Linked DNA regions of Homo sapiens: region 2 is linked to region 1. A link is a loop called in an ENCODE intact Hi-C map of the cell type or tissue named here. Cell type or tissue: Caco-2. All regions are shown on one strand.

Evidence for each region. Hi-C counts contacts between places; a loop is a spot of excess contacts. Peaks named below come from ENCODE experiments on the same cell type or tissue, not always from the same donor. Only the 100,000 strongest peaks of a DNase experiment are listed, where the experiment ranks them.
Region 2: it touches region 1 in a loop (23-fold over the local background); 9 of 110 quality-filtered maps call a loop at or near these places.

What each region holds. Positions count from the first base shown.
Region 1 is chr11:131,391,175-131,393,674 of GRCh38, reverse strand. All of the region lies in intron 1 of NTM (neurotrimin), which reads right to left. Among named protein-coding and RNA genes, the nearest start is that of NTM, 22 kb to the right of the region's middle. In Caco-2, no CTCF peak of the experiment used is centred here; a DNase peak (open chromatin) is centred at 983.
Region 2 is chr11:131,063,505-131,066,004 of GRCh38, reverse strand. No RefSeq gene overlaps it. Among named protein-coding and RNA genes, the nearest start is that of SNX19, 150 kb to the right of the region's middle. In Caco-2, a CTCF peak has its summit at 1,431 (motif pointing left); a DNase peak (open chromatin) is centred at 1,434.

The sequences.
Region 1 (2,500 bases):
CAAAGGTAGGTCTTTGCGCTGTTGGGAAGAAGTACAGGCCCTCCCTCTCTGTTCACCCTGGGAGGTGGTGGTGGGGGCAGTAGGAGGAGGGCACGGGGCCAGGAAAGAAGCACCCAGGATGGGCACAGGGAAGGATGGGCGGTTGCTGCTGCCCTGCACTAATGGAATGGGCGTGATCTCCCTTTTGCTTCGTGTGGCTTCTGCAAGTCATCTTTATCCAGGCCTAGGTGGCAATCCTGGTGGGACCCTCCTCCCCTTACCTGCCATCTGTCCATTCCTCCATCACTTCCCATTTGTGGTTTAGGATTAGTAAATTCCAAGTCTCTCTACTACTATGTCAAGAAGAGCACAATTTGACATGAAGGAGCCCATGTGTGGGGAGGTGGGTGAGATCACACAGGCCCATGGGGCTTTCTTTTGGCAAGGACTGGCATCCCAGTCTGGGGATCCACTTCAGAGTTTTGGGAAGGACAATTGAGAGCAGGGTCCGTGAGGTCCCTGGGCTCAGGGAGATGGGCTAACAGGTGGCTGCAGCAGCAGTCTGCTTACGAGAGGGCGTTCCAGACAGAGAGAGCCCGTCTGAATAAGCCCAGCATGTGATTATTAATCCCTGACGGCAGGGGAGTGGTGTGGAAAGTAGGGTAGAAGGGAGATGAGGATGCCCTAGGCCTTCCCTCATCCACAGGAACTCTCTGGAGTGTGTGGGCACAATACACTTAACCCTTCACTTACCTCTACATTAAAGCAGGTGAAGCCCAATCCACCCCATATTGCCCTGCAGGGAGTTACCTGGGATATCAGAGATGCACAGGCACTCCAGGGAAAAGCCAGTCAAAAATAATAGACCTTGGTTCTCTTAATCAAATTCTGATCTCAAGAGAAAGCAACCTTCCAGACTTTCAGAGCAGGCTGAGGCTTGGGAGGAGGAGTGCATGTAGATTCTGCCACTGGGTGGAGCTTCTTCATTAAAGGAACAGGCAACAGGCGTCCAGACTGGGGAGAGCAGGGAAAGTGCTTCCTCTCCTCAGGCAGGTGCCCATCAACTCCTCCTGCCCTCTCTTCAACCTGCTCCAGGAGGCGAAGCTTATAAAACACATCCTTCTCAAGGCGAGGCTTTATTGAATTTGCTCTTCTCTCTCCCCTACCCTCACCCATGAGCCAGGGAGGTCTGTGCAGGTCTGAAATGATAGACAGCTAAGGCCTATGAAGCCCAACCCCATCCCTTCAGGGGCTCTGTGGTTGCACAGAGGACTCCCATCCCTTCAGGGGCTCTATGGTTGCACACAGGACTCCCATCCCTTCAGGGGCTCTGTGGTTGCACACAGGACTCCCATCCCTTCAGGGGCTCTGTGGTTGCACACAGGACTACCATCCCTTCAGGGGCTCTGTGGTTGCACACAGGACTCCCATCCCTTCAGGGGCTCTGTGGTTGCACACAGGACTCCCATCCCTGGGATGATATCACCGCGGCAGCAGAGTCAATGCGTATTGAAACACTGTAATATAGTATGACTTTTTGCTTTAATGGAATTTTCCTAGACCACTAGGAAAAAAGACTCCATTAACCAAACTACAAAGGCCTCTACTTATTAGTATTTTAGAGCAGTGGCAAAACATTTCTTGAATCTAATTATCGCTGACAAATATGAAAATTGAAATCAAAGTTAAATTTTCAGCTACAGTGCCTCATATGCCAGCCTTCTCTGACTTCAACTATTGCATCAACACATTTATTCTTCCAATAGTTTCAGCAGAAGATTGGTTATTTTCCCTCTCCCTTAATACAGCCTTCTTTCCTCCTCCACTCCCCGCTACTCCCTCCCTGGCTTGGACCCTATATATTTTGAAGCATTAAATCTGACATATTCATCTTGGTGGCTGGCACTAGGTAACTAACTTTATGTTTACCTGTCACGGGTGTAGAAATGAGCCGCACAGGGTGCTGGGAGCCTGTTTCTGTCTCCCGACCCTCTCCTCCCGCACCCAATCCTAGCCTTCTTCTTTTCTTTTCTTTTTTTTTTTTTTTTTTTCCCAGATAAAAGTCATTTGACTGATTTCAAATTCCTGGTGATATCAGGACAGAAAAAAAAAAAAAAAAAGACTTGTCAACACCTTTCTTTCTTTTCCCCTATTAAACATACTGTAAAAATCAATCCCTTTTGTCACTTCGCTCTGCTTGCGAGAATGTTTAATGGATGTCAAGGGAGCTAATGATCGCTGGTAGAAAATTCATTTTAGATTTGCTATTTATAAAGTACTCAGTACTCAGGTGGGAAATTAACATGAGGCAAGGAGTGGGGCGGGGAGGGCCAAGCTTGGCAGTGGAGAGCTGGGGCCCTGCCAGGCTGGTAGTTGCTTTGTGTAGGTGGCACCCAAAGCATGTGGGGACAGAGAAGTATGTGGCGGAGAGGCTGCGTGAGAATGAATAAGGGTACAGACTCAGGAAACATAGAGACCTGGGCAAGTTGGCCTTTCTGAACTCAAATATTCTCAGCACTAA
Region 2 (2,500 bases), 330 kb after region 1:
AACAGTCCTGGCAGAAACATGCTCTGGGACTGCAGCGACACAAAGGAGGAGATAACATGGACCTGTGGGGATAGGGCTCGGCTCAAGCTGAGGGGTGAAGTAAACAGGGCCCATTCAGGCAAGGAGGGAGAGAAAGTCCCTTCCGGGGCTGCAGCCACATGGCAACGTGACCTGAGGGAGCTGCAGCGACCAGGTGGGGTGGGCGCAGCCTCCAGAGATGAGGGTCCTGCCAGGGACAGCATGCTCTCAGGAAAGGTCTGCTAAGGCTTGTGAGGGGTCTTTGACGGCTTTAAACAGGTGAAGAACTTGAGCCTATGGTGTACTGGGTAGATGAGCTTGGCCATGGTGTGGATGGAATATGAGTTTCAGGACTGGACAGAGGAAGATAAGTGGAGCCCCTTGCCACGCTATAGGCAGGAATGGGAGGGTTTGGTTTAAACAGCAGCGCTGGAAACAGAAAGCATGACAGGAAGAGAGCTGGGAGGGAGTGAAATCCATCAAACATGAAGGTAAAGATGGAGGGAGAGAGAGAGGGAGGACTTGAGGATCTGCGGTTTCTACTCTGGACAAGATGAGGTACAGCAGGAGAACAAGTTTGGGGCTAAGACTTGGGGTCCAGTTTTGCACACACTGAGTTGGAACTGCCTGTGTACAATTAGGTGAAGATGTCCAGTAAGCAATGGTATATATGGGTTTGAAGCTTGGGTATAATGTCTGTGTTGGAAATACAGACTTGGGAGCAGCAGATATGTTGATGCGGCCGTTTATGTAATAGCTACTTCCTTCTAAATGCTGTGACCACACCTGTCCTGGTACATTTTGTTGCTGGAGGGAGAGGTAGCAAGCAGCAGGTCAGCATGCTGAGAGTTAGGTACAGAAGCTGCCTAGATTTTGAAACTAGAAGGAAAAGTCCAGAAAATGCAAAGGAAGGTAAAACCTACCATTCAGAACAGCTTCCAAATCAAATCCCTCCCTCGGCCCTTCAATAAAGAGGAAATAGAGAACAAAGAATGGCAAACAGAGAGTTTTTAAATAAATCATAATTAGTAACACACATATGGGCTCCGTGTGGGTGAGCAGTTAGACAGCTAATTATACTGAAGCAGCAAGCTCATGAAGCCAGAGAGTCTCACCCCAAATGTGGGGCTTCCAGCTACTGCCGAGATGCCTGGAGGGACCAGCGCTGCCAGTGGAGCTCATCCAGACCTGCGATAGTTGATCAAGGTGGAGAGAGAGAGAGAGAGAGAATAACGTGAATCCACATACTGAAAATTTTTAAGCACCTGCAAGAGCAATTGGGCTTCTGGGCTAACTGTAGGAGAAATGGATTCTCTTAATCAAGTACCACCCTTTAAAATTGCTGCCCTCCAGCTAATGGCTTCACCAGCTACCCCAGGACCCTTGGGGCTGGATTTGTGCATAACACGGGCTCCATCTAGCGATCGACGCTGGAAGCACTTGTGGTGTCTCGCCCTGTGGCTCTTGGGGGTTCTGTCCCAGTGATACAAGACTGGAATGTTCCGGCATGGGAAAGCCTGTGTGTGGTTAGAGGACTGATTCTTCCTCTAACAGTGTGCTGAACTACAGGTAGAAAACGAATATTCATTAACAGAAGAATTGTAGAAATAGGCCAGGCATAGGAAACCGTTGTGAATTTTCTTGTTTCTCTTCTGCAATTTATTTTGCACGGTGCTTTTTGTCTTCCACAGCCTCGGGCTCTGTTCAGGATTAGCAGCTTCAATTGTGGTTTTTCTATCCTTTTTAGTCCCTTTCTCTCACATACATGAAGAACAAAGGCTTCTTCAAAACTGCCAATATCAACTTGGAAACATCAGTGATCAAGAAACCCTGGAAGAGGCAAGAGAGTGGCAGTGAGGCCCAAGTTCCCTCCAGAAGCCTTGCTTGCCCCTGCAGTCTTTCGCTGTTGCACCTTCTTTGTTTTCTTCCTCTGCAGTTCACTTTATACACACACACACACACACACACACACCGCTCCTAACCAAGGACACGCTGGGAAATAAGTGTAGACAAGGGCCAAGAAAAAAAGATTACAGGGCTAATGTGGTCAATGCTTGGGTGGGAGGAAGAAATTGAGGGCATACCTTTTTATTGTTTGTGAAGAAAGGAATTCGGGCCGAGTGCTGAGGACAAAGGGCCACGGTAAGAGGAAATAGAGAGCAAAGAGCATTTCTCTGCAGAGAAAGCAGCAATTTGGAGTGTTGTGAGGTCTTGAGAAGAAGGGGACTGTTGGCAGGTCTCGGGGCTGGCAGCTATCCAGCAAAGCCTTGAGGCAACCTCATCCCATAGATGATCACTCTAAAGCACAGAACAAGTTGGTTGTGAATCCTGCTGATGGTAGACCCCCCACTGCAACATCCACTATGAAATCAGAGGAGGGAATGAAACAGGAAAAGAAGAGCTGAGAGGAATCTCTTTCCCTCCCAGGCACATTGGATGGCAAAAGCTCACAGATACAAGGTATCCCTGTCGTGCCTGCCTC